5 separate regions of the Mus musculus genome follow, and all the other regions are linked to region 2. A link is a loop called in an ENCODE intact Hi-C map of the cell type or tissue named here. Cell type or tissue: left cerebral cortex. All regions are shown on one strand. Links, peaks and the distances in the headings refer to the core of each region. The heading gives the core; the rest is flanking DNA. Region 1 overlaps Csrp1 (cysteine and glycine-rich protein 1). Region 2 has its middle 26 kb from the start of Pkp1. Region 3 has its middle 30 kb from the start of Tnnt2. Region 4 has its middle 9.7 kb from the start of Csrp1. Region 5 overlaps Tnnt2 (troponin T2, cardiac).

Region 1 (6,381 bases), core at 1,294-5,293, 190 kb after region 2:
CCCACATGCCTGTACCTGAGCTGTCTGAGCTATCTCTCCAGCCCCACTTTCTAAAGAGCTCTAAACAATCTGTAATCCCAACTCTTGGGAGGCTAAGGTGAAGGACCGTGAGTTTAAAGGTGGCCTTGACTACACAGCAAAGCTGTGTCTTAGAAACAAGCCACAAACATTCTGTACATAGTGATGCATGCCTACAGTCTCAGCAACCCCAGAGGCTGAGGCAGGAGGATTGCAAGCCCCAGATCAGATTGGGCAATATAGCAAAACTCTGCCTCAAGCAACCAAGCAAACAAAAAGTTCTGTACAGAAAAGCTATGAGTCACTTTGATCTGTTTAAACACATGAGTAAGGCGCATGGCCACAACGAAGTTAAAAGAGGAGAGGAAAAATATAGCCTTACCATGCACTCAGCAGACTGGTAGGTATTTATGAAGAATCCTAAAAAGACTATGGGATGGTGGGTGGCCCCAAGATCTTGGGTACTCCTCTTTATACCTATTATAGGGGACAGTAAGTGTCCGGGCACTAACCTAAGCCCTTGAACACTCTGCAGATGTCAGTCCAAGGTCAACAGAGTGGCAGTATAGAAGGGTCAGGAGCAGATACTTCAGACTAGGCACAAGGGCTTGTCCAGACATGGAAAGTGCCCACTAAGATCTTCAGTCAGGATAATCTACTTCCTGAATTTTCAAGGCCTTTGGGGCGAGTCTTCCTAAGCTCATAAACAAAGAACATCAGAGCTGGGTGGATCCCCTGGAGCCTGGCTGCTCCGGTGTGGTCTCTGGATCCGCAACATCAGCACCACCTTCCCCTGGGAGCTTGTGAGAGACATCCGGTCTCAGGCCCCACCCAAAACTACTGAACTCGAATCTGTGTTTTACAAGATTCCCCAGGAGATGTGTATGCACATCAGAGCCTGGGAAGTACTTCCCCGGCACTAATTTAGGCCAACGTTTTCATTTCACAAACGAGGCGCTGACACCCAGAGGGGAGGAGGCTGGCCCAAAGTTACACAGCTGGTTCCAATCCTGGCTTCACCACTTGCCAGAGACTTTGAGTAAGTCATTTAAAAATGCACTGACTCTCACTTTCCTCTTCTATAAGGCAGGGTATCACACTCGACTCCAAGTGCTTGCACATGCACCAGATAAGACGGCATCCAAATTAGGCTTCATAAACACTAACAGTCACTATAGTTCTAGCTCTCTGCTCTAAGGCCACCCTTCCACCTCCCAACACAGGCCATCTTCTCTATAGACAGTACTGCAGTATAGGGATAAGTCCTGGGCCAGGGGGTTCTATGCAGATCCTGTTCTGCCATTTGACCTTGAACTGGTTTCCAAATTGTCCCCTGGTTCCTGGTTTTAGTTTGGTCATTCATAAATGAGTTGACTCCATCTCAAAAGGTCATTGAAGGTCTTTGATCTTTGAATAGTCTTAGAATAAGCCAGAAATGACAAGTTTATGTTTCCAAACTACCCAAAAGAAAGAGACACCATTAAGGAAGTCTAGCTCAAGAGAGTCTATAGGCCTTTTCCAGAATGGCTCTGCCTTGACACATCCAAGTACTTCAAATGCCTAGGTGTGCCCCCAGCCCAGTTCTTCTTCTGGGGAGTGAATCCAAGGTCTCACACATGCTAGCTAAGTGCTCTACCACAGAGCTATATTGAAAACTCCTCTTTCTTCTTCAACTAATAAAAAGGACCCTCAAGGCATCCATCCGGTACCTCTCTGGGGATGGGGTTAAAGAGGAGCCCAGTCAGACTGGAGGGCAGCTGTTTTCAAAGCTTTGAGGGCTGTCAGGTGGGAGAAGTCTAGACCTGGTCTCACGGACTGTGGAGAACAGAAACAAAAAGTTCAGGTCAGTCCTCTCCCGTCATAACAACTGGTGGGAGACAGCTCCAGAGGTTCCTGTAATGAGTCCTAAAGCAAGTGAGCTACAGGGGAGAGGGCTCCCCTGCTGCAAGGCTGGCAAGGCTGGCAAGGCTGGCGTAACCTCCACGTGCCCCAGCCTGGGCTGACTATGAGTGTCATCTCAGGCAAACACAGTTTTCAAATACAGTTTCCCATGCCCCATCCCAACCTGATCAGAATCTATAGGGTGGATCTGGGATCTATTTTAAAAGCACCCCTCCACACCTCCGCAATGGTTCTCATAACAGGTGTGTGTGTGTGTGTTTGAAGGCAGGACCAGGAACTGGAGGAAGGAGTTAGAACCACCCAATGATTGGTTCTCAATGATTTGCTCAGTTTCTCAAACTACCCTCACCGTCACCAGGGTCTAAGGATGCTGGGGACTGTTCCTTCATTGGGTTTCTGTTTTTCACAAAGCATGTACTCTTGATTTGGGGATTACTCAAACACCTGATAGCAAATCACATAAATCACACACACACACACACACACCTTTTGTAACAAAATTATTCTGTAGCAAAATTGGCTTTGAACTCAATTTTCTTCCTGCCTCCATCTCCAAATGCATTCGCCTTCATCGTTGCAGTCTGACTCCCCATGGAAGCCACCTTTTTAGATGACCCAGACTGTGGTCTTGAAGGAAGACTGATGGAGCTAACCCCTCCTTCCATCAGAACAGGCAGCTTTCCTCCACCACACCCTAAAGGTCCAGGGCACTCGCGCAACTGGGCGTCCTTCATGCCATTCTTTCCCCTAAGGGCATCTTGGACCATGTGGAGGTTTCACTTAAGTGGAAAAAGGAAGATTCTGTCTGCTTCTCTCCTTTGGGTCATTCTCGTGGTTTGGTATGGCATAGGTCAGTATTAGAGCACACCTCCTTCCGGGAAGATTAGATGCCCTCGCAGAAGCACAGGGTCGTCAACACCCACAGCAGAAAAGGAGTAGCTAACGAAAATAAAATGAAATAAAAAAGAAAAAGAAAAGGAAAGGAAAGGAAAGGAAAGAAAGAGGAAGAGGAAGAGGAAAAAGAAAAAGAAAAAGAAAAAGAAAAAGGAAAAGGAAAAGGAAAAGGAAAAGAAAAAGAAAAAGAAAAAGAAAAAGAAAAAGAAAAAGAAAAAGAAAAAGAAAAAGAAAAAGAAAAAGAAAAAGAAAAAGAAAAAGAAAAAGAAAAAGAAAAAGAAAAAGAAAAAGAAAAAATGGAGTGGCTGTCTTTGGCCTTGACCCCACAGCGCCATCTGGTGTCTAAAGGTACAGAGCAAGCTCGGCGCCTGCAGATAGATCCCTGCGACTTCCCAAGGTCCTCGCAGTACCAGGGCCTGCCTGATAGCACTGTGCTGGGCCGAGACCTGCCTGCATGGCCAGCAGAGGGCAGCCTGTCTCCACCTCTGGACCCCAAAGGCACGAATCCTGGTACTCTGTGGGTCCCGCCCAGGGTAGGAGAATCCATTTGTGTCCCTGAGAACTTCCTGTGGGTCTTGAGACCTGTTTGGGAGCTGTCTGCGCCACTTAGGGCTAGCACTCTTAGATCTCCAGCTGTTGGGCAGGTGTTGCCTTGCACTGTGGTGTAGGTAGGTCTGATGAGGAGCACTGCTGGCCTGATCCTTTAGCTAATACAAGTAGAGTTTAAACTCTACTCACTGCTTTGAAAAACTCAGTGTGGGCACATTTTCATGGACTGGTACAGCCTAGCTCTGGGTACGATGAACAACACTACAACCCTTCAGACAAGCCTATTTCCCACGCCTGGTCTTCCGTGTACCTGGTTGTTGGGCCCTAAGAGAAAAACAGACAGCTTTTTGCCTCCCCCCAATGTCACACACACACACACACACACACACACACACACACACACACACACACACACACACACTTTTCCAAGAAGTGAGACTTCTGGAGTTGATACAGGACGTTCCTCTGGCTGAGTTTCTCTGTACAGGGGGCTTTCCAAAAGCTGAAGTGTTGAACATATTGTTGGGACCAAATTGAGCCTTTCAAAAGCCAAGTCCACAAAATTCCCACATCCTGGGGTGGGCAAACAGGGTGAGGCCATGGTCTTTGGTCATTTGGTTCCCTTAGAATCGATACTAAAAAGTAAACATTCCATAGAAAGTTCCAGAGTGGTTCTTTTTGGTTCATTTCTACTAGGCCTTGCTGAGATTGTTCTGGTCTGATCCAGCGCTGACTCCAGGGTGTGGCCGGGCCCCCATAGACAGACAGGAAAGCAGAGTTCAGTTCTAAATTGCTTTATTGATCAGATGATAAATCAGCTTCAACAGCCCATGCCTACAGCCCTTGCAGCAAACAGCTGTACAGCCTTGTCCCCTCAGTTCCGGGGAGCATCAAGGCCCGGCCCTTCCCCTCCCTCGCCCCCCCCCCCCCCGCTCCTGACCTTGGGGCCTGGATGGGGTGGGCAAGGTAGTGAAGGTTACTAGAGAAAGGTAGGGTGAAGAAAGAAGGGTCTGAGTCTGGGTTGGAGGGGAGTGAGGACTTGGGGTTCAGAGGAACCCTCAGGAGTGGCTAGAACACAGCTCTACCCTGGGCTATGCTGTAACAGAAACTGTCTATTTCAGCCACCTGGCCCAAGGTTAGAACTAGAATTGGCCACTCCAAGATCTGGACCACTGATAAATGCAAATACTTGGTCAAGGTATTCATTAGGATCTCCCTTGCCCATCAAACTGGGAACTTGATGCCTAAGGAGGTCAGGCAATCTCTAGACTTTGGGGTCCTCTGAACTGGCTTGTTCTCCATTCCTAAGTGAAAAGATACTATTTCCACATTCAAAGGCAAGGGCCAGAGAAAGAGCTCCTTCCGATGGCCCACAATCCTATCTGCACCTCCCTGCCTCTCATGGAGACTTCCCAGACTGAGATACACCAAGAACTCAGCCGCCTACTCAGAGGAGACTCTCTGGGACCCAAAAACCATAACCCTCCCTAGGCCAATTCTGGTCCTGCCTCCCTGCCCCAGGTCTCCTGCTTTGCTCTATTGGTCTCCAAAGATGTGGGCTCAGGTGTCCTGGCCAGTAGAGAGTGGACATTCAGCCTAGAAACAGAGGAGGGTAAGGTGTGGGGAAAGGGACCTGGTCTCTGGAAAGGGGCGACTAGACAGATGTCTCCTAAAGGTAATGGTATCAAATGCCAGGCAGGAGGAAACCCTTCGTGGGGAAGGAGCTCAGGCAGATCCCTGAGCCACAAAAAGCCAGATACCCAAGTCCAAGGCATTAGTGATGTGCAGCGGGGCTGAGTGAGGGAGAGGAGCTCGGAGGTGTCCAAGGCTTGGGAATGGACCGCTGATGAAAAGCTTAGGAGTAAGCAGGGTGCGCAGGCGGTGGCAGCCTCACTCTGAGTGAACCAAGGCTCCAGCTCCCTGTCCAAAGCCAAAACCTTTGGGCCCAAAGTTTTTGGCATAGCATCCTGCAGAGAGGAGAGAAGGGTAAGGATGTACTCCTGTCCTCAGAGTAACTCCACCCACCACTCCTTGTGCCTGGTCTCTGGAGGACAGTCCATCAGTGCCCACCTCCCCGTCTCCATCGTGCTCCTAGCCTCAATAGTGAGGAGAACCGTGTCCCCTTTATTTCAATGAGGGAGTAAATCGTTTGCTGTCTTTCGGTCACTAGACGGGTATTAAGATCCTAGGCTCCACTCTCATCCCTGGCCCGTGTTCCATCTGATTCTGGCCAAGTCTCATTCTCCCTTGGATTGGAAGGCAAGAGGGCTGGTTCATTTAGCGACAGCATAGTCGCTTGGTCTCCAGCCTCCTCCAGCCTTCAGATCTTCAGAGAGAAGTGGAGCTACCCACCTTTACAGTAGATCTCACCATCCTTGTCTGCCAGGGTGGTCGACTCAAGGCCTTTGCCACACTTGGCACATCGGAAGCAGGACTTATGCCAGGACTAGATAAGAAAGGAAATGGGGAAATGGTTAACACCACTGCCAGCGACTAGGGGACCAGCCCACCATTAGATGCCATCATGGACAGGCATTTTGCAAGTCAGGTTGGGGTAGCAGGGATGCTAGGGGAGTGTGGCCCAGACACAGAGGGAGCAGGCCAGGCACCAAGTGCACACTAGTAATGTGCCGCCATGGATGTGACGTGTTACCATGGCTCCCTGCTCACTGGTCCCAGCTGCACCACAGAAGAGGGTTACATCTCATTTGGGTAGCTGCAACCCCCACAGGCGGGCAGGCAAGCCTTCACCACACCATTCTGCCTGTGAAACTGGTATAGCTCTGGATTTATCTTGGCTCTGTCACATGCTACTTGAATGGTTGCCCCCACTCAATGTCCTCGCAGGAGACATTTATCTGTCTCTGTTTATCTTGCAGAGTGGATGTGAGGATTTCATACTAAGATGACTGGTACACAACCACAGAGCAGGCAACCATCACTGTTATTTTCCTGAACTAGCCCAGCCTCTGAGGTTCTAGCACTTGGTGCCTAGGCAGCCGTCAGAATTAAATGGCT
Region 2 (6,381 bases), core at 932-4,931:
AGAGAGAGAGAGAGAGAGAGAGAGAGAGAGAGCGAGCAAGTAGCACCTTTCCTAGTGAGTCAGGCACACCTGGCTGTTGCCAGGCAACTGTGGGGCGGAGCCTAGACTAAATGCCAACAGCATCTTCCATTAAGTTCACGAGAAACCCCTTGCTTGGGATGGAGGTGTGTAGCTGGGGCACAGGTAGACAGAAGTTGGTGTTGTCTCCGATGGGTAGAGAGGGATCGGGTACTGCGACACAGTCCTGGTTTCAAATGGTCCCTTGTTTGGCTTCTTCAACTGCCTATAGGTGTCTTTTCAACCAGAAGGGGCCTAGCAGTTCATTGTGCAGTGACAGGAAAGTTGAGTGCAGGGTGCAAGTGGCCTTGAGCTGTCATGTACTGTTACTATGGGTGCTTGGACTAACATTACCACTGAGGTCAGAGAGCAACTTCTGGGAGTAGATTCTCTCCTTCTACTATGTGGGTCCCAGTGATCAAACTCAGGTTGTCAGGCTTGTTAGCAAGCAGCTCTCCCTACTGCATCATCGAGACGGCCCCTCGACATTAGCTTTGTTCAGAGTCCTAAACTCATCCACCCCTGACTTTTGGTCATGGCTGTTAGAAAAAAGCATGTGGCTGGCCTGCTGTGGTGGCACGCATCCAGAATTACAGGAGGACTGCAAATCTGAGCTTAGCCTAGGCTGTGCACCAAGACCTGGTATCAAATATAGGGGCCGGGGTCCAGAGCAGTGATGGAATGTCTGCTTAGCATGGTTCAGGACTGAGATTCACATCACAGAACTGCAAAGGTATGCAAAACCGCACAGTCGGCTGGATGCTGTTAGTTTCTGAGTAGCTGTAGAGTGGCCATGAGTGTGGAAGAGCTGATCTCAGGTACTGAACCTACTGTGGATCTATGTTGGTGTTTGGGGTTACATGGACCATGGATCAAAGAGAAGAGGGCTTCTGCAGGATGGATTCAGGCTTCTCAGCAGCAGGGTACCAGTCTCTGAAGGATGAACGCTGACAGCCTCCTAGAAGCTCTTTTCAGTGTTACACAAAAGGCACCTTGAGCAAGTCAATCGCCAAATACCAAAACTTCTTATCTGACCTGGGGGTTATATTGAAAGACCCATCACCTAAGCACTTCTCAGCCATTTGCCAGGCCAGTCTCCTCAGACTAAATCTTAGGGACCCTTAGAGATGGCCCTGTGTTGCCATCCCACTGTGAGCTGAGGATGAGTATTCTTGAGTTGAACTGGGGCCTCCCCCAGCCCCCCTGTGTTCCCCTATCCATGCAAATGCTGGTGGCAACAGTTCTGACAAACTAAGGGAGACTTAGAGGCCAGGCTCACTTCTGGCCGTGTGGATGTTTGCCCAGACTCAAAGCCTGCCCCTCAAATGACCTCTTACTTTATAGACTGCCTCGAGCAGTGGTACACAATACTTACTGTATTTGGTTGTTAAGGGAGCACTTTAGCCTCTACCCTAGATGGCCCTAACCTCAGGGCACACTGGTCAGAGGCCAAGCAGCTTTAGGACAATTGGGCCAGTGGTGGCTTAGATAAGCACAGCAGAGCTATGGGACATCTAACTCACATTAAGGAATCAAGGAAGGCTTCCTGAAGGAGGTGACACCTGAGCACAGCCTTGTAGGACATGTGGGTCAAGAGGACTCTCCCAGTCTGTGTCCAGATCACTCTTCCTATTGGCTGTGGAGGAGGCCTAATGTAAGCAAAAGCCAGGAGCCTTAGGCCTGCTCACAGGTAGTGGAGGACCACGGTTCATCTTCCTGCTCCATACTAAGGGGAATGCTAACTTTCTTTAAACAACACTTTGAAGAAACAGACAGAGCCCTTCCTGCCTCTCACTAGGCAGAGCATACCTCCACACAGGCACCCATGGGAAGCGTTTTGCATCCTTTGGAGCCAGCCTCAGTTTGCTGGAAGACAAGGATAATTGACCTTAAAAAAATACAGCAGGTCCCCACTCTGCCAACCCACCCACCCTGTCCTTCTGCCCCAATCCTTAGTCAACGGCTGTGGTCTCAGAAGATTCCATCATGTTGGGAGGTGAGTCAGAGCCTCCTGTCTCCATGGAAACCCCCTTCTATAGCACCAGGACCACAGACAACGCCTAAGACGTTGCCAAATTCCCACCCCAATCTGTGTTGTTTTCTCTGAACTAAACCTATACATGGTTCCTTCCTGCTGGCTCTACTTCTGACACTGTGGGTGTGCTGGGACGGGGCCTGGCTTCCTCCAGTGTTTTATGTCTGTCTCCCTGTGCATGTGCCCTCCTGCCCAGAGCTGGCATGGTCTTACCTACTGCCCTGTAACAGGCACTTCCTAGGCATCTGGTGGCCACCAAGACATGCTGGAATTGGTCATGAGAACCACCCAGCAGCAACCTCTTCGCAGCCTTTGTGTGACAAAGTCATGCCTTCAGGAGATGACAACACGGGGCAGGAAAATGGTAAACAGGCGTGAGATCAATACTCAGTGGTAATAATAAGGGGTGAAATCGCACAGCTGTTCAGGTTTTAGGTTTTTTGTTTGTTGTTGGTTAGTTTGTTAGTTTGTGTGCATGCCCCAGGCAGCCTCAGATGCTACTTGGTACAATAGCCGCTGCGTGTCCCATTAAGAGGCTCAGAGACAGTCTTCACCTTGGAGGACAGTTCTGGCCACGAGGCCATAAGACACAGGAAGTAAAGTGGGTCCTGAGCCAAGCCTGGAGGAGAGCCTTGGGACCGTAGGTAAGAGCGCCCTCTGGTGACCAAGAAGGAACTGTAGCTTCACAGGTGGGAGAAAAGGCTCTGAAGGTAGCTTACAGCTTCAAGGCTTCAAGGGAACTAAACGCTAGAGGACCTTCCTGGAAGAGGGAAGCTGAAACAAGAAGACTGCTTCCCTGAGCACTCACCTACAGTCTGTCGTTTCGCTTTCCTTAAGACCCTGGGACCCCATTCAGTCTTGTGTGGGTATTGAGGGTGGGGGTTGCAACCAGCCTACAGCTGGGGCAGCAATTGGTCCCTAAGCCTACCAAGTCTATATCTAGGCCTGATCTCAGGGCAGTCATGGAGACAGGGTAGTCTAATTCCCTCAGAGAACAAATAAGGCTCAGAGAGGACCTTGCCTGAGTAAGTGGCAGAATAGACTTCCGTCTCCAAGGTAGTTCTGGATTTGCGGCTATGCATTCTACGGGCACCTCTAGCTCAGGGCTCCCTGGATGCCTTGGTTAATCCTGGCTCCGTCCTAACTGGTCGCATTGTCTTGGGCAAGTTGGTTAACATTGTTGCGCTCAGTTCCTCATCGCAAAATGAAAGTCCTAGGCGAATCTTTCTAGAGTTTCCATGAGGATCAAAGTTGCCTTTCTGTCAAGGTACTACTGTTACTTCTAAATCTCATATGCCACGCCCGCTCACCCCCATCCCTCATCCTGGGGCCGCGCAGGCTTCGGGCAGTGTGGACCTGCTCTCTGCTATCAAGGAGGAGCTTTCTGAAGCTGGTGTAAAGTTGCCAGACCAGACCGCATTATCACGACCCCCCCCACCCCCCCACAATAGAGGAAGGATACGGCAGAGGCTGTGGGCAAAGCTGGGAGGAGGTGCCTTGGGTTTCCTAGGACACTATCATCCATCACAGGCTGTTCCTGGTATGCCACCAGGGGGTGCTATAGGACTTACAGTTGGAATAGAGAGAGTCTTGCTGTTTAAAGTGACAGATGGGGGGAAATGTGGGAACAGCCTAAGATAGGGGAGCGACATGGAGGTAAGGTTGGAGCTGTGGGTACCAATAGATCGCTGTTTGTTCTCTATAAGCCTCTCTGGGGAGAATTGCATGCTGTCCCCATGGGTCCTGTTTCCAGTCTGGAGAAAGATGTCTCCTTTCTCAGTTCCTGCCCGTTTGCCTTCTGTAGTCCTCTGTCTGAGCAGTTCCTCATTCTGGGGTCTTCTGGAGGTTGGAGCTTGGTTCTGAGTGTCTACCAGAAGGGACTGAATACCAGATAGAGGACAGGCTCTGAGACAGCCTGGCTCCATCTCCTTTTCTTGATCTCTGCCACCCCCGACCCCCATCCCTTTACTTAGTTCTCCAAAGTCTCCTCTGAAATCCCTCCTTTCTGCTTCCTTCCCTCAGGGATCCCAGACAGATTTCAGACTTCCTTCTCTACCCCTGCTGGACATGGTGTGGAGAAGACGGTAGACCAAATCATACATACCATCTCCCCATCCCTTCTCCTCAAGGCCCAGAGCTTGGGGGAAGCTTTCTGGGGGTCAGGGAGGGACCCTCCTGGGGCCCAGTAAGAGTGGGATTCCCTCAGAACCTTGGCACAGATGACCTGGATGAGACTTCAGAGTCCAATCAAGGGACAAGATGACACTGGACATGGCTGGAAAGCAAAGTGAGAAGACAGCCAGGCTTAACTAGGGGCTCTGGCTAGGAGCTGGCACGGGGCTCCCAGAAAAGACATTTCCCTGAAAGACAGAGTTGAGTTAGCCCGTCCCTCCTTGCCCGTCTCAGCCTGGGGAAATCTGGTGAGGCTGGCCAGGAGAAAGGAGAGAGATTTCAGGGCGCGGTCTCAGTTGCCAGCAGCTCTGTCATACTCCAAGGACATGATGTCCTGGGTGAGGTGCCTGAGATGTGGGGCACAGGCTGGGCACAAGCTGGTGAGGGAGGGGCCCAAGGGAGAGGCTGGGAGAGATCTGCCACAGCTGCCCTTGTGGAGCAGCTGAGCTAGGAGCTGCAGGCTCACAGCAGGGAACTGGGCCCATGCCAGCTCAGGGCAGCCCCTTGGGCTGGGTTACTACCTCCTGTCTTCCCTTGCCCTTCCTAGTCCCAGGCTCCACTAATCAGAACTACATCCAACCAGCCAGTGTGCTACCCCTGGCAGTTCTCAATGGATAACTCCTGCCTCATGGGCCTTCCCCCAAACCAGGAAACCCAGGCCCATGTCCCTGTTTCCCTACCTCCCGCTTCCAGTCCCAGGAACATACAGCCAGAGCCTGTCCACATCCAGGGTCTGTCTGCATCTAGTCTTCAGCTCTCATGGGCACAGTCATGGTCCATGAAGTAGGGTCTGGAGACCCATCACCAAGCTGTGCTACAGCACAGAGAATCAACTCATGTTCTTGCTGGAGAGGAGATCCGAAGTAGGGTCTGGAGACCCATCACCAAGCTGTGCTACAGCACAGAGAATCAACTCATGTTCTTGCTGGAGAGCAGATCCCGATCTATAGAGCAATCAGGTACCCCTCACACTGTGTCCTGTGCCATCTCTGACACGAGCATCACCTGGTGAAGACCAGTCACAGTCTCCAAATGGGAGTCAAGTGTGTTGACCCAGGAGCTGGGGGGCAGTGATGGACAGAGGCAGGATGCCACAGAGAAGAGGGTGCCGTGTGAACATACAAAGATGGCTCCTGGAGGTCTAGCCTAGTCTCTCTCCATTTACTACTGTGCTGTTCCTGGTGCCAGGAAAGGAAAGGTTCCCAGCTTGGCTGAGATGAGAGTTTTCAGATTCCGGCTGGGAACCGCGTTTGACTTTTAGTGATGAAGGCTCTGGTCCCCATTGCTCATCTTAGCAGTATTGCAGGTCCTGCCCAACTCACCGAGCAACCCAGGAGCCGGGCATCCCTCTGAGTCCTTTTGTGCCTTCTCTGGTGGGTCTTACTATGGACATGGGTAGTGTTGGCCTCCATCTAGGAGCTGGGGACTCCATGAGCTCTTTCGTTTCCTTAACAGTGGGCTGCGGCATGTAGGTGCATCATGATAGCCTCCTTCTAGGAACCGGGAAGGCTGAACGCCATACAGTTACAGGACAGCTCATAAGGGGGCAGATGGCAGGGCCATCTATGCCTCGTCACAGCAGTTATGAGAGGTCAGAGAGGGCAGAAGATGGGTTTGGCTCAGGGAGGACAGAGTAGGGGCGATCTCACCTGTTCCAGATAACACAGGTGTGGCATGCTTGTTTCCTATTGGCTGTAGCTAGTAGACCTACCCGAAACCTGGCATCCCCCAGAGAGGTGTCACCCGGGAGGCCTCATTTGACACAACCAGGAAGGACTACCCCTTGCCCAGGAGGAGACCAGGCTGGGGTCTTACAGGACCTGGACTTCCAGGGGAAAAATGTACCAGTTATATGGCATGTATACTGTTGAACATCCCCTCCCTGGCCTGGGGAGGTTCCATAGTGGGGGCTAGTAAGTGTTCCCAGGTATGAGTGGCTGTTTCTCTGGCAGTAGCACCCACACACACCCACACACACACACACACACATTGCCTGCGTCAGGGGAGCTGTCGGCGCTTGCACTGGGCTTCCCAAGCGATGAGACACGGCTCCCAGCCTGCCTCCCCAAGCCGCTGGTGGCTTACACCCTGTCATCTGGGGTGGCTACAGCTCCCTT
Region 3 (6,381 bases), core at 1,233-5,232, 80 kb after region 2:
AGAACATGATAAGGAAGACTATGGAAGAGGCAATTGTACTGCTCACTGTCAAAGCCGCAGCGAATCAGGGTTCACAGAGCCCGAGACAGCACAGGATTGCACATCCTATGAGGGGTGGTTGCTGTGCAGACTTGCAGGAAAATAAGAGTTCTGATTCACAGACTAGCTATTAGATGCCAGGAACTACCACATGCATCATCTAGCCCAGAGCTGGCTGGTTGGGTTGGTTAGGATAGAGAGCTAATGAGCCAAGGGCTTCAAGGCAAGGAATGTCTCCGTGACCCCAGCATGTCTTCTCCACCCTCACTAGTCATCCTGCAGACAGCTGCTGGGTCAGCGTGTGTGTACGTCACGGAGAGATAGGTTGGCCATCTTGAGGAACCTCCTGTGGGGGATCAACAGCGAACCCCATACCTTATGCTTCTAACATGCTACTACTGTCTCTCTGTGAGTCAGCCTTTAAGAAATTTTACAGTGGCAGGAGATATAGCTTAGTTGGTAGGGGGTTTACCTAACATGAACAAGATCCTGAGTGCAGTCCATAGCAATGCATAAAACTGAGTGTGATAGTATTTGCCTGTACTCCCAGCACTTGAGAAACTGAGGCAGGAAGATTGTAGAAATAGGCAACCCTGGGGGTAGGAGGGGGCCCTCCAGAATGTACCAGAGGCCTTGGAGGTGACTCAAAGGGAGGTACTTTAGATGAAATGCCCTACAGTGGGTAGAGGGAATTTGTAGAGTCCACCTCCAGCAGAAAGACAGGGCATCAAGTGAGGGACTGGGTTACCAGCCCACAATCAAAAACTCTGACCCATAATTGTTCCTGTCTGAAAGAACTGCAGGGACAAAAATGGAGAAGAGCCTGAGGAAAAGGCGGTCCAGTGACAGGCCCAAAGTGGGATCCAGCTCAAGGGGAGGCCCCAAGGCCTGACACTATTACTAAGGCTATGGTGTGCTCACAAAAAGGCACCTATCATGATTGCCCTCAAAAGGCCCAGCAAGCAGCTGAAAGAGTCAGGTGTAGATATTTGCACCCAACCAATGGACAGAAGCTGCTGACCCCTGTGGTTGAATTAGGGAAAAGCTGGAAAAAGCTGAGGAGAAGGATAACCCTGTAGGAGGACCAGCAGTTTCAACTAACCAGGATCCCTGAGATCTCTCAGACACCAACCAGGCAGCATAAACCAGCTGATTTGATTTGAGGCCCCCAACACATACATAGCAGAGGACTGCCAGGTCTGTCCTCAATCAGAGAAGATGCACCTAACCCTTGGAGCACCAGGGAGTGGGGAGGTCTAGTGGGGTGGGAGTGGAGACATCCTCATGGAGATGGGGGGGGGGATGGGGAGGAGGTTTGGGATGTGAAATAGTCAGAGGGTGGCCATGAGGGGGATAAAATCTGAACTGTAAAAAAAGATTAAACAAAAATTTTTAAAAATCAATAACAAAAAAATAGGTGCTATGGGGCAGTGGATATGGTGTTAATAAGGGCCTTTCTGTGAGGCTTTTTGGGGATGCGGAGCAGTTATTGGTCTGAGAGAAAATACTGTTGGAATGAGAGGTCTTTGTGAGAATGAGAGAGGTTAGGATCTGGGATCCAAATGACAGCTGTGGCTAGCCAGTCATCGGCAGTCACAGGCACAAGGGTAGGCTAATGTGGTGGGAGCTGATGTGGTAAGAATTTTCAGCCTCTTCTCTCTGTGTCGTTTCCACGTTCTTGATGAGACACGAAGCCTAATCGAGACCCAGGGGGAGGATAATGGGGACACATTAGTATCTGGAAAAAGGGAGAAGCCATGAACGAGAAGGAGCTCCCTCACGGTCATGAACTTAAGCTCCAATGAGCATCACTGTCTCCCCATTTTGCTGCCACCTAGGTGACAGGGTAGAGCAAGGACAGAGCAATCAGGGATGTTCTGGGCAGGGACAATGAAGCAAGCCAAGGACAAAAGAAAAGGGATGTGACAGACAGTGAGCTTTAATCTGATTAAAGGAAAATAAAGCATGCGAAGGCTGAGCAGTGTTTGAGATTCAGCTAACGGACCAGCAAGACGCTCGGTGGGTAAAAGAGCTCACCACACAATCCTGACAGCCTGGACCCACAGTGGAGGGAGAGAACCGGCTCCCAAGACTTGTCCCCTGTCTTCCACACTCATACGTGACATGCACATGCTTGAGCACATACGTTAATAATAACAAATAATTAAAATTAAGGTGAGAGGGTGCACAGAGCACATGAGGACGCTTGAGCTGTACATTACAAAGTAACGGCCCCAAAGTGCACTGCTTCAAATTGAAAATACAGAGAAATTGTGGTTAACAGTCTCAGACAACTATGGGAGTGACTGGACCAATTAAGCTCTGGGAGAGACTGGGGACCGAGAAAACAAGATGGCGGAAGGATCAGGCAACAACGATAAGAAAATCTTTGGAGCAGAGCAAGTATTGAGAGAAAGTGATGGTAGATCTAAAACTAAACTCGGGGAAATGAGAGGGGTGTCCTGGGATGTCTATTGGTGATTACAGCAGAAGGGACAGTCATGGTGTCGTGTGCAGACAGGAGATGATGTGTTTTCGATATTGAAATAAAGGCTCCAGAATAGCAGCACACCTCATCTCCAAGACCAATGTGTAGACATCTCCAGGCTGATCACAATCGGCAGCTGGTGATGGGTGGACTCCCTTCCAAATATTCTGGGTACCTGAGAATCCAGGCTTGGAGATTAGAGATGGGCTTACATAGCCCATCCCTAGGGTCATCTAAGGCTAAGGCCTGCAGACCGAATAGCCTCTGCTGGCGGCTAGTCTACCTCTTAGTAAGGTGGGTGGGGTAAAGAGGGTCTCTGGAGGCTGGTGCAAGGGACGCCATAAACACACCATGTCAGTTCCCACCTGCTTATGGGTGGTTTTAAAAACACAGGTTGAAATGGAGGGAGAGATGCGGGTGTGCGGAGGCAGAGGAGGCGGTCTGGATCTTTAGCAGATGGCCTGGCCAGTATCTATTGCTGCTGCCTGTTCAAGGGAAACGGAGATCGGAGAGGAGAATGCTCACCTGGTAAGTACGCACGCACGCACGCACGTGCTGTGACTCAGAGCCCCACAAAATTCAAAACTAGCCTGAACCACAGGTGGTTTGGGTTTGTTTGCCTTTAAGAGATGAAGGCTGATTGCAGTCGATACACGCCCATTCTCCCAAACTAGTGATTCTGGCCTCATCTTTCATCCTCCCTTTCCCATTCCGGTAGCAAGTCTTCTCATCTCCACACAGTGCTAACCACTGCCAGGGATCGGCAAGCCTGGCCCGTTCCTTGCTCGATGCTGCCACCTCCTGGCTGACCTCACTCCCACACCAATTCAAGGCCACTGAATGTGCCTCTGGGAAACTGATGTGTAGTAACGCTAACTGCACCCTCCACCTTTTGGGAAACATCTGCCAACTCTTTGGCTCTCAGGCCAGCCTCTGTCTTGTCTCCTGGTTCTCTTCTTTCTATCCCTGGGCTTCTCCTATGACGGCATCTCCTCAAGGGTAGCATGGATTCAATCCCACTGTCTCTGTTGTTTCTGAGGCCTGATGCATCCTTTCTCAGTCTGTTCTCTAACCATAAAACCCTATTCATCCTCTGAGAGCTGACTGCCACGCTGTCTAGGAGGCCTTCATGTTTGTTTATAAAACTCCGAGGCCCGTGTGGTACCCTGCCTTGTGCCTGTGGGATGATGACCTACTCATCCCTAGTGTCTCAACACTAGCCTAGAGTCCATCCCAGATGGTGGGCTCAGCACTCTGTGAGCTGAAGATGGCTGAATGTAGATTCACAGCCTTGCCCAGCAAACTGATCTCAAAAGCCTTCCTAACTCCCTTCATACATGTTGACCATAAAGATCTCCTCCATTTCAGCTGTCTCTCATAGCCAGCTTCCAACTCTCAGCTCTACAGGGAAGAGACCACAACATGTGCTGATTGCCCGAAATGCCCTGCTCCTATGACATCTCCAGCTGCCCTTGTCTGTCACCACAGCGGCCATGGAGAGTCGGTCTCACTTCCTTCTCTAAGGCAGCCATTCTGTGCCTCTGAGTTCAGCCATCCCTTAAAGTTGTGGTCCATGTTCCTCGTTGTCACGGTCACCTTCTCTGAGTAAACCTCAAGCTGACATCCTTTCTCTTAAGATCTGGAGCATTGAATAAAGGAAGATGCAAAAGATTCGATCTACAGGTATCAAGTGGGGCTGGGAAAGCTGAGGTTTGGAGCATCCATTTCTAGTGTGCAATGCAATTCAGGGCCAGAACCAACAAGTGGGGGTAGGTCCAGGACCCCATTCCTTAGAAATTCATGTGAAAATCTCTCTCCCTCCTTCACTCATTCACTCAATCAACCAATCAATTAATTAATCAATCACCCCTTGCCTCCCTCCCTCCCCTCTTGTGAAGCTCAGGATAGAACCCAGGCCTCTTGCATGCTGGGTAAAGCCTCTGCCGCTGAGTGACACCTTCAGTCACTGAGGGTCGCTTTTGAGGACACCATCAAGCTCCTTCAGCCTTCATTGGCAGCCTCCATAGAAGCTAATGGAGAGGAAAAGACAAAACGTGTGATAGATGTTGCTATTTAGAAATGGGATTACCCAGACTTCATGAATTCTGCTTTCGGATATGTTTATTCTCCTGTTGTTATGAATATAACAGGGAAGAGTCCCGGGTGGCACACAAATGTCATCTCTGTGTAGCCATCAGGAGATGGATCACCACAGTCGTTGCCCAGTCTTGGAAACTTCAATAATTTCCTTGCTACCAAAATAAGGGGAGTTCCCAAGGTCCCTCGGTGCTGCCAGATTATGTCAATGCCTTATGATCTCAGAGTGTCAGTCCTGGGTCTCCTGTCGCCACAGACCCCATGATCCCCAGAATGTCTGCAAACCCCAGACTTTGGCCCCATCTCACTGGCTAGGGAGAGAAACGCTCTCAGTATTGCGTTCTTGCAGGTTCCCAGAACTTCCCTGGCCCAGCCTCCTCAACCAAGCTGCTAGTGGCGGGGGGGGGTGGTGGTTCCAGAAGCCATGAGTCAGGCTATCAGAACCAACCCTGCCAGTTCCACCTCACATCCAACCACAAAGTCAGCAAAAGCCAGTCCAGGGGTTGGCTAGAAATCCCTGTCACTACATACTTTCCAGGTGGGCAAGGCAAATGGAATTTCCCCCGTGTGAACCATGCTCCTTCGGGATGGACCACACCTTCCTTTCCAATGGCCGTCAGTCCATAGAAGCAGTCTTATCTCCTGCAGCAGAGACTCCAACATCAACACAGGCTGGAGTACTCGCCGGAATGCAGAACAGTTGAGATTCAAAATAAAAGAGAAATGGAGATGTGTGTGTGTGTGTGTGTGTGTGTGTGTGTGTGTTGACCTCCCTCAAATACTACTAACCCTCCTGGGAGATGAGTGCAAGGGTCTGTCAGAGTTCAAAACACCTCCAACAAGAACCTTAGCCATTGGTGTGTGGGCGTGGGAGTAAAGGAATTAAAGTGTCCTGATGTCATTGGCACAGGCTCAGGGATGCTCAGTGACAAGGTCAACATTTTGGAAGCTCTGAACAATGAGGGAAGTCATTTTCTTCACTTGAGATTTTCAGAAACTTTAATGTCCTGAGATATTGTCTGGGCAGATAACATCGAAAGAGAGACAACACACAGCCTCCCCACGAGCCTCTGCAGAACACTTTTTAACAGAACACTGGCCAAAGAGCCAGTTTGGGCTACAACCTCAGACTGTTTAAGCTTGCATGTGGAGAGAGGTTTCATATCCTAAACCAAAGCCTCCGGAACATACCATGGCAAATCAGGACACAACAATGGATCTGCCTCTGCTAAGACTGTGTCAGAGGCAGGACTTGTAAGAGGGCTCTCGGCATGTCCAGCCCTTTGCCGGCCACGTACACAAGCTCATATAGGAGTAGGCTTTGAACGTCAGGCACACAGCCTTCTCTGTTACGTATGGAATTTGAGATGCTGTCTCTATCACCGGTCCTTTGGTACCATCTAACACATGTCCCCAGACTCTGTCTTTTCAGGGATTAAAACTCTCACCAAGCCATCATCAGAGGACCACCCTTTGAATAGCAAGCTCCCAGTCAATCCCCGAAGGATTCCTGGAGTGGCAGGCTGATTTGAGGGAGTGGTGTGGGTAGGAGAGGCAGAAGAAGTCAGAGTTAGGGCTACAGGGTGATGTGAAAGGGACCTGGGTTCAGGTAGCTGAGATGTCAAGAAAGCCAGGGTCTTGTGGAGACCTAGACTTTACAGTCAGGGCTAGAGTGTGAGACACGTGGAATGACTGGAAAATGGACACCAACATTCGGTAATTGGTGAGGTCTCTCACGGGCCCACCCTGGGACAGAC
Region 4 (6,381 bases), core at 1,161-5,160, 230 kb after region 2:
TCCTGAACTCCTGATTCTCCCGCCTTCACCTCCAAAGTGCCGGGATTACTCATGACAAGAAGCGGATGTTCTTGGGCACGTGTAAGGTTTATTGTGTCGCATCCATGGTGAGCCACCACGGACGGGCCTCTGGGAACATGAGTAGGTCACCTGACACACGTAGGTGATGTTTAAGGTTCTAGTGACTGGGGACATGACACGGGGGATAGAGTGCTTGTCACTGAAAGACAAGACCCTGGGTTTGGATCTCTAGAGCCTATGTGGAAGTGGAATGTGTTGGTGTGCACTGGAAACCCCAGCACTGGGGAGGGGAAGTCAGGGACAGTGCTTCCTCAGAGCTTACTGCAGTCTGTCTAGCTGCAGGAACCTGAAGCTGGATGAGCTTCAGGTTCATTGGGAGGCCACTTCCCAAAAAATAATGCAGAAACTGATAGAGAAAAACACCTAACACTGACCTCTGGCCTCCACATAAGTGCCCGCATACATGCACATGTACATATTCACACCTGTCCCACACACAAATACATATACTCACACACTCGTGCAAACACACACACACACACACACACACACACACACACACACACACACACACTGTTCTCGGCTCTGGCACTATTCTACCATAATAATCTATTTTATGCTGGGATAAATCAAGGCAGCGGGGAGGTGTGGGCTGGGGCCCAACATTTCGGACCTGTATTCCTCAGCCTCTGTGTTTGTGTTTCCCAAGGAAGATTCCTAGAATCTCTCAGGATTTACAAGCTTTGCTGAGCCTGTTAGCTATCTTTATCCATATTCTGTTGCTATAACAAAATATCTGAGTCTGGATGCTTTATAAGGAAAAGAGGTTTCTCTAGCTCTTAGCTCTGGATATCCAAAAGCGTGGAACTATCAGTAGCAATACAAGAGATAAGGCCCAGAACTTCCAGCAGCAGGCTGAGGCAGCCCCTCCTCTTTTAGGGACTTCTATTCAGGTAATTCTGGATCATCGGTTTTGCCACAGAAAAGAATCCCAGGAGGAGCCAGGATGAAGCAGAACTGAAGTCTGTCAAGAAGATATTTTTTTAACAGATTTCAAAACAGGCCAATAGAAGGAAGGGTGCCAGAGAAGACACACGTGGTAAACTACGCTTTCTCAAAGAGAGTCGCACTGAGATGTTTTTACAGTAGCCACATGTACTGTTTCTGGCAGCTTCTGAAGTTGCTAAGAAACTAAGATGAGATCATAGGGTTCTTCCTATGCACCAGGTCACAGGGTCACAGGGTCACAGGGTCACTGGGTCACTGGGCAGGTAAAGATGCTTTTACTGTAACTAAGATTTAGTCTGATTTGTGACTCCCTGCAAGTAATTATCTGTGGAAAGGGTAAGGCCATAGGCACCGGAGGGACACACGGTCTCTGGCCTTAAGGATGACTTGCTGCGGTTTTGATGCAGCTTCTCTGTATGAGATGATTTTTGTCTCTGTGCCAGATCCTGCCACAGCAATGTTCTCTGCTCAGGCTCTTAGCTGACCAGAGCTTCAGCCTAGATTCCAAGGTAAGGGGCTCCTCCATGGCTCAGATTACCAGCCTTCTTATGCTGTGTCAGCACCAGGGTGGCTTCTGGTAAAAGCCTCACAGTAACCGGTATCTCATGGCAGGAGTCGCTGTACATGAGAGAGAGGCCACTCAGCAAGAGAGGAGCAGAGAGGCAGAGGCTATGATAGGGCGGTTGGTTGGTTGGTTGGTTGGTTGGTTGGTTGGCTTTTTAAGCTAGGGTCTAAATGTGTAGGATCCATATCTACTTGCTATGTAGACAAGGCTAGCCTCAAACTCAAAGCTTGTTCTTTTATAACAACTTAAGCCACCAAACCCACCCATGGCCCACATGAATCCCTTCCAGAGGGCAATTATAACTCAGTGAGTCCCACTAGCTTTCACTTGGTAAAAGTCCCAGCCCCTTTCAAACTTCCAGCACACAGATTTTCCAGTGGTACCAAGACCACAGCAATATTGAGCAGAAAGGCCAGAAAAGGCCACATGTAATCAATGGAAAGTTACACTTGGTGGTTAGAGACAAGAAAGGGGGAATCCAGGTGGAAAAAAATAAAATAAAATGCTGACCCAGAGAAGCCCGACCAAAGACCCAGGTCTGAAGGAAAAGCCGGAGTTCACACTATAAGGAGCAAAAACTGTTCCAGGGGAGAGGTGATGCTGAAGTCCACAGAAATGGCTCCGGGTTGGGTTCTCAAGGACACTGGGAAACAGTCCGGATAGCTTTTTAAGTGCCCACTTCCTCTCCTCTTCGACCTCCACTTCCTGGGCCCAAGGGATCTGATAGCCACGCACAGCAAGGCCCTCTCACTCCCTGGACAGCCTCTGTCCAAAATAGGCAAGGCTGAGGCTTGGCTCTCTAAGTAGGTGTGGGAGGGGAGACAGGAGGGCCTGGGAGGGAGGGCAAAGCCGGGGACAGGGAGTCTGTGAACTTACTTAGTGTTGAGACTGACCTGCTCTGTCCAGGGAGACCTAGGCCACAGGGTGAGTCACAGGCTCAGCAGGATAACGCCTTTCCTTGAGGCCTTTTCTCTCCTCCATCTTGTCCCTTCTGGGTAGGCCAGTCCCAGTCATCGGCCCTCTCCTTCGTTCCTTCTGGCTTTGTAATCTTGATTCTTTGGTCGAGGGTGCCCCTCCCCACACTGCTCCAGGGTCACCTGGCTTATGTACTTAGTGCTGAAATGGACTTTAAAAAAAGACCCAGATTTCTGCTCTATAGGAGTTGACTTGGTGGTACTTGTTGAGCTCTGGAGTAAAAAGAACCGGATGACTCTTGCAGAACCCATTCACCGGGAAGGCAAACTCAAGAAGCATGGCGTTTGCTAGCCTGGAAGCTTCTGGAAAGCAGGAATTTAACTCTCCTTGGTCGCTTGGGGGGTTGGAAAGATTGGGGCGGGGCTTCATCTGGTGCAGGTGTTTCCCTTGGGTTTCCGGACTGTGGCAACGGAAGTGAAGCCAGAGTTTGCAAGGACCTGGAGTAAGATCGCCACCTTCTGGTGAATTAAAAAAGGACACGTAGCCTCACCCTTTCCTGTCCAACTGGCCACACACCCTAAGAAACCCCAAATTTATATCTTATATATCTTTATTGAGCCTACCCCCTTGGCTGGGCATGGTGGCATATTTTGGAGAGTTTGAAGCCAACCAATCTGGTCTACATAGTGAGTTTCAGGACAGTCAGAACTATGCAAAAAGACCTGCCCCCCCCCAAAGAAAAGAAAAGAAAAAAGTAAAAAAGGCTCCCCATTCCCAAAATCTTTTTACAATTCTGTCATATAGTATCTGTCTTCCTTCTCATCCTCCACACTTTTTATTCTGAGCCGAGATCTCTCTACATAGCCCTGGCTGTCCTGGAGTCCTGGGATCAAAGGCATGTGCCACCATGTCTGGCCTTTCCTTTCCACTCAAATATTGGGCATCTGTTTATCTTCAAAATGACGAATCTTATGCAAGATTGCTTTCTGTGCACAAATAAGCCTTCTAGTGTTTTTGTTTTGTTTTTTTTTGAGACAGGGTTTCTCTGTGTAGCCCTGGCTGTCCTGGAACTCACTCTGTAGACCAGGCTGGCCTTGAACTCAGAAATCTGCCTGCCTCTACCTCCCAAGTGCTAGGATTAAAGGCGTGCGCCACCACTGCCCATTAAGGCTTTTAAATATATTGATAATTTGTCTTATTTTTAAAGAATGAGCTACTATCTGCTTAGTGCTTACTGGCAGTTGGACACTCGCCTCGGCAGAATGATTGGGAAGAGGTATTTATTTTCTCACCTGTGGAGAGGAGAAGAACACCAGGAATCCCAGTGTGGGTAAGGCAGGGGAGGGGAGACAGGCCTAGGAGCTGGCCTAGAAAGGATAGTTTGATGGCCTGTGTGTGTGTCAATGGTAGAACATTTCCCTAGCACGCAGAGTCCTAGGCTTCCTTTCCAAAGACGGAGGAGGATGAAGGATGTATGGTTAGGCTTGTGGCATGTGGAGATGGCATGTTTTGATTATCTGTTGCTAGGTCCCAAGCCATACGAAGCTTAATAGTTTAAAGACAATAACTTCAGGGCTAGAGGGATGGCTCAGTGGTTAAGAGCACTGGCTGCTCTTTCAAAGGTTCTGAGTTCAAATCCCAGCATCCATACAGCAGCTCATAACCATATCTGGAGTTCCAGGACATCCAATGACACCTTCTAGCCTCTTCAGGTGGGTGCCTGGTACACAGATATACACACAGCTGATTTAAACATAAAATAACATATATTTTTTAAAGTAACAGCTTTTTATTGCTGTCTACCGTGTTTCTGAGGCTTTCTTGAAATCTGCTCCATACTCCTTCTCAGAGTGTCTCATAGATTGTAACTAGTTGTAAACAGTTATAAAAATCAGGTGATAGGTGGTTGGAACTGTCATGAGGTCATGAGGACTTCCTTGCTCCCATGGCTGGGACCTCAGCTAGTGCTATTACCCAGAACCCCTGTGTTGACACAAACTGGAATCACCTAGAAGAGTCTCAGTGAGGGATTTTCTACCTTGGGTTGGCCTGTGGGTGTCCTCGAGCTTTGAGACCTTCAGAAACCTTCCAGCATTCCAAGCAAATGAGACAGAAAGTTGACTTCTTGGAAGAGCTGGCAGAGCTCAAGTTTGGCAACCATTTTTTAAAATACAATTTGCAGGTAGTAAGATGTTACTTTGTAGCTGTTGCCTCTGGAAATTCATGAGCTAGGACCCAGCTTCTTAACTCGGTTCCTGACCCTGTACAGGTGGTAAAAGCTATTGGCAACAGTTAATAGTTTTCTGAATACATAACCACAATCTAACTGTGCCTTCACTGCAGCCCAGGTCCTGAACACAGCCATCTCTCACGCTGCCTGAGACAGGTTGGCTCAGATTCCACACCCATGTTATGAATTTCTACGTGTTTACTGTACACACTACTGAAATGTCAAGACTCAACGTGTACGTTTCAGGTAGTGTATTTTTGCATTGTACTGTGTTGAACTTTTTCTTTTCTGGTTTTTCAAGACAGGGTTTCTCTGTGTAGCCATGATTGCCCTGGAACTCAACTCTGTAGACCAGGCTGACCTCAGACTCAGAAATCCGCCTGCCTCTGCCTCCCAGGTGCTGAGATTAAAGGCATGCACCACCACTGCCCTGCTTGTGTCAGACTTTTAAAACTGCTGGTTAGATTGCTGGCTTGAGTTTTGCTAAAAGGTGCTCAATAGATTTTGACTGGGAGTTAGAACAGAATTTCCAACCATCTTTAAAATGCATTCGTCTGCTGCCTTGTACTGTGTATTTCTGAGAAGTGGAGTTCTCAGCATTGTGAGCTAGAAAATATAAACATTAACCAACTCTGAAAAGTATTCATGAGTATCTGAGTATTCTTTACATCAAATATTCAGCCAAGATTTACTTGGTGGTTTTTTTTTTTTGAGGGGGGGGGTTCGTTGTTGTTTGGTTGGCTGGTTTTGGTTTTTGAGACAGGGTTTCTCTGTGTAGCCCTGGCTGTCCTGGAACTCACTCTGTAGACCAGGCTGGCCTTGTGGGACCCCGACTTAGAGCATTTCTCCCTAGAAGGTAAAGCCCCTGGATGTTCCCTAAGCTTGTTTTCCCTGATCTCTAAAAATACAGCCAGAAAGAAGCTCTTTGTTCTCTATAGCCAGCAAAAAGCCTTTTTGTTTCTATACTTTACAACCAGAGATGCCCACCTTCCTGTGCCGAGGACATGGAGATAAAAATTCAGAAAGAACTCACTCCCCACTCCTGCCTTGTAAATTTCACCAAGGACACCAGGAAGAGAAGAACTCTTCCCAACTCCTCCCAACTCTTCCCAACTCCTCCCAACTCCTCCTAACTCCTCAGCTAGCTGTTAAAAAACCCCTACTGTCACCGCTCTTGGGGTCGAACTCCCCTGCCCTGCACGGCAGAGGGACTTTGTTCTCAGCTAGCTGATAATAAAACCTCTTGCAGTTTGCATCAGGTGTGGTTTTCTCTCAGGTCACTGGGGTGCTGGCCAGCTCATCCCGGGACTTGAGCGGAGGCCCAGCTTCGGGGGTCTTACAGCCTTGAACTCAGAAATCTGCCTGCCTCTGCCTCCTAAATGCTGGGATTAAAGGCATGCACCACCACTGCCTGGCAAGATTTACTTGTTTTGGTGAAGACCTATCTCATCTATATGCACATTGGATTTCATCTTTAATAAATAGCAAAAATGTTACATGTGCCAAAGTATTACTTTAAAGTTAATTTCTCTATGATTTATTATTAGAAAACATTTGATTTGTATAACTAATTTATACACCTCTATATCTAAGGTCTATTAAGCATTTCTAGACAATGGGCCTGCAGATGACGAGATCCCCA
Region 5 (6,381 bases), core at 1,039-5,038, 98 kb after region 2:
TGTCTGTCTCTTCCCACTCTTCCGCTCTGTCTGAAGGGGATGGTGAGCAGGGACACTTGGCTAGAGATGGTTCCTCCCCGTCCCCTGACCCTCCCAATACCCTGGGGAGTAGGGCCAGATCTGCAGAAAACTGGGTTCCTCCCCTATTGCTTTAGCAGCATGACACATCATTAGCTTCTGGATCCCGGCCCCCGAGAAAATGAGGCAGGGTCAAGGAAGGGGCCTAGGTGCCTTACCAGACCCTTCTCCAGACTCCTTCCTCCCACAACTCCTCCTCGAACAAGGTGTGCTCCCTCCCAGGGGGCTCTCTAAAGCTACAGTGAGGAGGAAGAGGACTGGAGGTTTGTACCCACCTGAGCTTGCTAAACCAGGAAACCATGAGAGAAAGACCCAGAGAGAAAGACCAAGACCGCCACAGAGATATGGAGAGGAGCAGGATGGGAGACAGGAAGACAGTAAGAAGGTGATTCACTGCTCAGCAGAGACTACCTGCTATGCCAAGCATAGGTCTGGGGCTTAGGACCGTGTGGTTTGGATTGCGTTTGCCTGGCATGGTCACTGCGAGTACAGAGACACACCAGCAGAAGTAGGGACTTAGGTTATCTAAAACAAAATATTCTGATGCCTCCATGCATACAAAAAAAAAAAAAAATCAGGCTTGGCTGGGCAAGTCCATGCCTTTATCCCAGCACTCAGGAGACAGAGGTTAAATGGATCTCTGTGAGTTTGAGGCAAGTCTCATCTACATAGTGAGTTCCAGGACAGCCAGGGCTATACAGTGAGACCCTGTCTCAAAAAAAAAAAAAAAAAAAAAAAGGTAGAAAGAAATCAATCAGAGCTCAGCCTTGAAAGGGAGATATCTAGTAGGCGTGAGGAACTGACTGGCCACAAGCAAACCACCCAACATCTGTGCAGCACACTCTTTTTATGTTTTACGTGTTAGCTCATCTGTCTCTTGGAAACTACAGGGCAAGCAGTACCAGGCCACATGAAAAAAAAGGAGGTTATTGCAGACCAGAGCATGGACTCCAGGACCCAAGATTCTCCCAGTTGTCCCTTTGGGGAGCCAGAATTTGGAGACATATTAGTGTTCTAACTGTCACACACAGCAGAGCCCTCCTACTGAAGCCATGGTCAGGCTGATAGACAGCTCAGGGGCTAGACATGAGCAGACCTTAGACTTCAGCCACAGCAGTTGGGAATTTCTTCATGGATCCAAGCAAAGGCGGCCTTGAGGATACACTGGGGTGTCCTGGTGCCCGATGCTGCTTTGCACCTACCTTCTGGATGTACCCTCCAAAGTGCATCATGTTGGACAGAGCCTTCTTCTTCCGGGCCTCATCCTCAGCCTTCCTCCTGTTCTCCTCCTCCTCACGCCGGGCCCTCTCTTCCTGTTGTCATGGAGATGGAATGAATAGATCAATGGCAAGGGTGGGGGATGAAGAGGGTATTCCTTACAAATGAGATCAGCTCTCTTCCCACTGGACGAGGAGCTCTTTGAGGTACCTTCTGGCACAAGATGGGCATGCTGAAGTCTACTGAATGGATAGATGAATTGTTGTATGAATGAGTTAATGAAGCCTTGATTCATGTCTATAAAATCCCACCATGCCCCCAGGCTGAGAGGCCCTCAGTCTCCATGTAGCCTGCACTAGGGAAGGGATGGGGGCTAGAGGGTCTTAAAATCATGGACATGAGGCCCTGGTCTGTCTGTCTGTCCTGTTCATTGGTACGATGTCAACACTGGGTCAATGACATGGATTTATGTGATGTGATAAATGCTGCCACTTGAACCAATGTCTGTGAAGAGATATGGGACCGAGGGCTCAGTGGCCGGGCTAGGGTCACTCACAGCCAGGCGGTTCTGCCTTTCCTTCTCCCGCTCATTGCGAATACGCTGCTGCTCGGCCCGCTCTGCCCGACGCTTTTCCTAGGGAGAAAGGCAGACACTCCTGTGTGTGCCCATGAGCAATGGTAGGAATCCAGTACAGGAATCCAGAGGTAGCCCCTCCTCCAAATGCTTGTGCTCAGCCTGCCCCATGGGTGCAGATGGAAGTGGCCCATCGCAGATGGAACCTCCAGAAGAGTATCCCATCTAGGTAAGGACAGCCACCTGAAAGCCCACTAGAGGCTGTCTCAACTTTGTAGGAAATGACAAGTGGTTTCTCTTGTCTCCCTCAAAGGCTATATCCATATTCTGGCCCCAGCCTCAGCCCCAGCCCCAGCCCTGGCAGCAACTCTGCGCTGAGATTTATGACTGGCATGCTCAGTTGAGAAAAATGGGTGGTTAGGTGCAGAAAAACAAGGAATCAAAGAATCTCTTCTCAGAATGGAATTCTGAGTATCATCTAGGATTCCACAAGCTGATCCCATGCTCCCTACGTTAGTGAGGCAGCTCTGACTGATGGGGTCAGGAACAGGGAGAGCACAGACATTTGACTCGTCTGTGGTCTATAGCCAGTGGTGCCTAGTTAGGCTCCGCGAGAGCCAGAACTTATCAGGGTCAGTTCCTGTTGGCAAGGAGCACCCACAGTGACAGGCAGGTGGCAGGGGCCCAAGCAGAGCAGTGTCCAACAGGTTGGCAGCTTGAGGCGGGCTGCAGGGGAAGGGGGACAGGGCAAACTGTGACAGAGTGGCACATACGATCCTGTCTTTGAGGGAAATCAGCTCCTCTTCCTCCTTCTTCCTGTTCTCGAAGTGAGCCTCGATCAGAGTCTGTAGCTCATTCAGGTCCTTCTCCACGCGCTTCCTGTGGATGTCCTGTGGGGAGAGCCTGCCTGAGAGCCTGCCGCGCCCATGAAATGGGTGGCTCAATGCAAAAGGTACTGGCTTGGCTTAGCGCCTGAACCTGAACCATCCTGCCAACAACGGCCTGCTCGCAGCCCACAAGATCAGGAACTCTGTCACTTGTATGAAAGCTCTGGTCACCACCCCAGCCTGGCTCGCTCCACCCAGAGCCACCACTCACATCAAAGTCCACTCTCTCTCCATCGGGGATCTTGGGTGGCACCAAGTTGGGCATGAAGAGCCTGCTGCAGAGAGGAATGGAGAGTCAGGGGTCACCAGAGCAACTGGGGACATGAGGGACTATGCGTTCCTGGAGCCTCTGGGGACTTTATCCTGCAGGAATGTTCACCTCTGTCATAATGTCCACACCAATGTCTACCTCACTTGCTCAGACATTCACGGAGGTAATTTCATATCTGTCCTCTCACTAGATCCCTGAAGGGGGCAGTGCTGACCTCCATTAGGAAAACCAAGGCTTAAAACTACACAGCTAGAAAACAGAAGAGCGGAGCTAAGATGGCGTCCCTAGGTGGATCTCTGATCCTTGATTTCCTCATATGCTTGTGCGCCTTTAGCTAAAAGAAGATGCTCCAGGATACACAAAGCAGCCCACACAGGGGACTAACAGAGCTATGATCAGCATGGGCCACTAAAGGCCAGTAGGGTACTAAAGCGCCATCTGCTGGCAGGATAAACATTGCCAAGAAGGAAATGCTCCCTGTCCTGATGGCCCCACTCACAGCCACCAGATGTGGTTCCAGGTATGAGATAAAGCTGCCCTGCTCTGCCCTTTTGCAGTTCCCTGAAGCTGTCGTGCCTAGGACATAACATAATTTCACTGCTTGGCTCCCTAAAGTTTACATCGCTTCTCTCCTCGGTCCCACCCCAGCAAAGAGGAAAGTCATCCTATGGAATAGATAATGTGTCTGTCCAAGGCCATGACTAGCCCTTCCCCACTCTGTAGATGAATGTACCTCTCTGTCCATATTAGTATAAATAATTGGTAGTGAAGTCAAGGCGACGTTCAGCTCCCATTCCTCCCTTGGTGTAGTTCAACCAGTTCAACTCCCGGTGGAAGTCTGAGCCAACCACAGAGCCTGCCTGCGCATGCACACATGCACTCCTGTCGCTTCCTGGTCACCCTCCCTCACAGGCCTCTGCCTTCAGGGCCTTACTATAGATAGGTGCATTCACTCACCTGGGCTTGGGTTTGGTGTCCTCTACTGGACCTTCTGGAGGAGAGAGATGGAGGTATGGGGTCAGAAAGCCTGAGTATTGCCACCTCCACCCTGAGCTGGGCACCTATGGGCCTCTGTCTCCCCATCTGCACAGGGAGTCTCTCCCAGGTCTAGTAGATCTGGACTTCCATAATCACCAACAAGCATGAAGGTGACCTGGAGGTGAGGTCGCAGAGAATGGCTGGCTGTGTTTATAGGCCCAGGACACTCGCCTGTTCTAGGCTAGGAAGATTGCTTCTCAGATTTTGTAGTAATGCACAGTCCTGTGGGAAGGTTGCAGGGGCCCTGAGCCTAGAACCCCTCTCAGGCCTGCCCAATGTTTTGTACCTTGGACTTCCTGTTGGCCACAGAGCCAAGGGAGTTAGTGGGCATAATTCCAAGGCCTGGTTGGCTATCCCCTGCCTTAGGTGTGACTGGAAACAACTGACAGAGGCTGCAGCCTAACAGGGACCATGATGCCACAGTATGGACCATGCATGTCTTGGAAGTCGTTCCTCCAAACATCAGTCCTCACTGGCATTGCCTGGGTACCAGGAGTGTCAGGTGTGACTGTTACTTCTGAGAGCAGGGGCTAGACACTGGGTCTCTCTCCTGTTGGACACTAAGGCTACTTCTCTGAGATGAAGACAAAGGTTTTGAGTCCCACCCTCCCAAGCCCAGCAAGTACCACCAAATTCTGGCTTCCAACCCTTTCCTGTACACCCTCTGGTTACACAGGAATCCCTGGACACAGTCTCACCCAAGGCTACTATGAGGAGTTCTCTTGTGCCAGCATCACTTACCTTCAGCATCTTTGGCTTCTTCATCAGGACCAACCTCTAAACAAAACATGATCAATCAACAGAGGTCCTGTTCCAACTCAGATTCCCCCAAGAGCATTCCCCATGGTCAGGCAGGATATTCTGCTGGTTTGTAGGGTCAACCACAAACGAAGCTCTGTATTGACAATCATCACCCAGAAAGCAGACTGCTGCATCCCCCGAGCCCAGACAGGGACACAAGCTAGCAAGCACCTGTTGGACGACTTAAGACACCACCCCTAGCCCCTCATCCCCTCACCCTGGGCTGTACCTTCTACGTTGGCCTCCTCTGTCTCAGCCTCACCCTCAGGCTCAGGTTCAGCCCCACCAGCCTCCTCCTCCTCCACTGCCTCCTCTTGCTCTGGAGAGGTAAAAAAGACACCATGACCAACTGACCCTCTCTCTTAACGTGCAGAAAGCACCCCCAGAACAGAGATCACATCGGGAGGGTAGAACAGAGCCAGTAACATCCAGGCTCACATGATATAGGAGCCACAGACCCAAATGACAGAGGAATGCTGTTTGGCTCCTGGTTCAAACTGGAGCACAAAGCCACGCCCAGCCCAGGACTACTTCTGCAAGCAAAGATTCCTATAACCTCACCCACTCATCTACACTCTCATCCATGCCTCAACCGCCCCCCAAGTAAGTCAGTGCCCCAGAGTTCCCTGTCTGCTCCTTTGCAGGTAAAGTGAAATCCAACAGAAGGGTCCCATCTGACTGGTAAGTACCCCTAAATTTGGCTCCCTGAGAGTTTGGAAATCTGAGCTGGGTCTTCCCTAGTGTAGAAACACATTATATACATAGATAAAATATAATGGTGTGGCGGTGGGAAACACCAGTGACAGGACATCAAGACTCACTGCTGGGGACTAGTTGGGGTGAAGTTCTGTCTAGCCTCTTTCTGTCCAGTTTAGCACTAGCTTCCCCCATGACCTTCCTGGGGACAGAAATCCATCGTCTTCCCCAACTGTTCACCCCAGAGGTGCTGGCACCACAGGACAGGTCCTGACTAAACTGAGGTGCTAGGGAAAGTCTGTTGTGAATCCAGTGTCTCTTCAAGTCCTTCTTCCAAACCCAACAGAGGTTGTGCGGGCGGATGAAAGGTCCAATAGTTAGAGAGATGTGCTACCCAGAAGGTTGCCAGCAGTTTCTATTTTCATCGTTTGCTTGACAGGATGTGGATGGACCCCGCCTCTCCCAACATTCTGAAGGGACAGACAGATTAGGGAGACAGGATGCCATCCAGACCATGACTCAGCTTGGCGGAAGTGCTTGTAACATTCAGTGATTGATAGACTGACAAGTGGTGGCCCCTTGGCAGAGGGAGAAGAAACACCTCAGGACAGAAAGAACCATCAGAGGAGAGAGGGCCTCCACCCCCACTGCCTCATCGTCTCTGCCCTCCTTTCTTAGGACTGGGTCCCCACTGAAGTCCTGGGGTGCCTCTTCTTTCAACCCTCCAGGAGGTTTGTCAGGTAGCATAAGAGTAGAGGAAGGTGGCCAGCTATGGGGTCCACCCTGAGGCCACCTCTTCTCCCATTCACCCTAAGTTT

Evidence for each region. Hi-C counts contacts between places; a loop is a spot of excess contacts. Peaks named below come from ENCODE experiments on the same cell type or tissue, not always from the same donor. Only the 100,000 strongest peaks of a DNase experiment are listed, where the experiment ranks them.
Region 1: it touches region 2 in a loop (2.8-fold over the local background); 2 of 42 quality-filtered maps call a loop at or near these places.
Region 3: it touches region 2 in a loop (8-fold over the local background); 35 of 42 quality-filtered maps call a loop at or near these places.
Region 4: it touches region 2 in a loop (5-fold over the local background); 7 of 42 quality-filtered maps call a loop at or near these places.
Region 5: it touches region 2 in a loop (6-fold over the local background); 5 of 42 quality-filtered maps call a loop at or near these places.

The regions. Positions count from the first base shown.
Region 1 is chr1:135,749,993-135,756,373 of GRCm38, reverse strand. Csrp1 (cysteine and glycine-rich protein 1) reads right to left here. Exons shown (of 6, transcript NM_007791.6): 5 at 5,716-5,809; 6 at 4,145-5,330. The coding sequence ends at 5,254. Among named protein-coding and RNA genes, the nearest start is that of Phlda3, 13 kb to the left of the region's middle. In left cerebral cortex, for the core only: a CTCF peak has its summit at 3,248 (motif pointing right); a DNase peak (open chromatin) is centred at 3,208.
Region 2 is chr1:135,942,244-135,948,624 of GRCm38, reverse strand. No RefSeq gene overlaps it. Among named protein-coding and RNA genes, the nearest start is that of Pkp1, 26 kb to the right of the region's middle. In left cerebral cortex, for the core only: CTCF peaks have their summits at 2,758 (motif pointing left) and 3,646 (motif pointing right); DNase peaks (open chromatin) are centred at 2,112, 2,724 and 3,646; H3K27ac peaks cover 833 bases.
Region 3 is chr1:135,862,669-135,869,049 of GRCm38, reverse strand. No RefSeq gene overlaps it. Among named protein-coding and RNA genes, the nearest start is that of Tnnt2, 30 kb to the right of the region's middle. In left cerebral cortex, for the core only: a CTCF peak has its summit at 3,325 (motif pointing left); a DNase peak (open chromatin) is centred at 3,313.
Region 4 is chr1:135,716,300-135,722,680 of GRCm38, reverse strand. It overlaps a transcript of Csrp1 not described here. Among named protein-coding and RNA genes, the nearest start is that of Csrp1, 9.7 kb to the left of the region's middle. In left cerebral cortex, for the core only: a CTCF peak has its summit at 3,025 (motif pointing left); a DNase peak (open chromatin) is centred at 3,009.
Region 5 is chr1:135,844,360-135,850,740 of GRCm38, reverse strand. It overlaps Tnnt2 (troponin T2, cardiac), which reads right to left. Exons shown (of 15, transcript NM_001130181.2): 4 at 5,097-5,186; 5 at 4,808-4,843; 6 at 3,986-4,019; 7 at 2,969-3,032; 8 at 2,644-2,760; 9 at 1,853-1,930; 10 at 1,281-1,391; 11 at 354-362; 12 at 1-30. Among named protein-coding and RNA genes, the nearest start is that of Tnnt2, 11 kb to the right of the region's middle. In left cerebral cortex, for the core only: CTCF peaks have their summits at 3,250 (motif pointing right) and 3,450 (motif pointing left); a DNase peak (open chromatin) is centred at 3,372.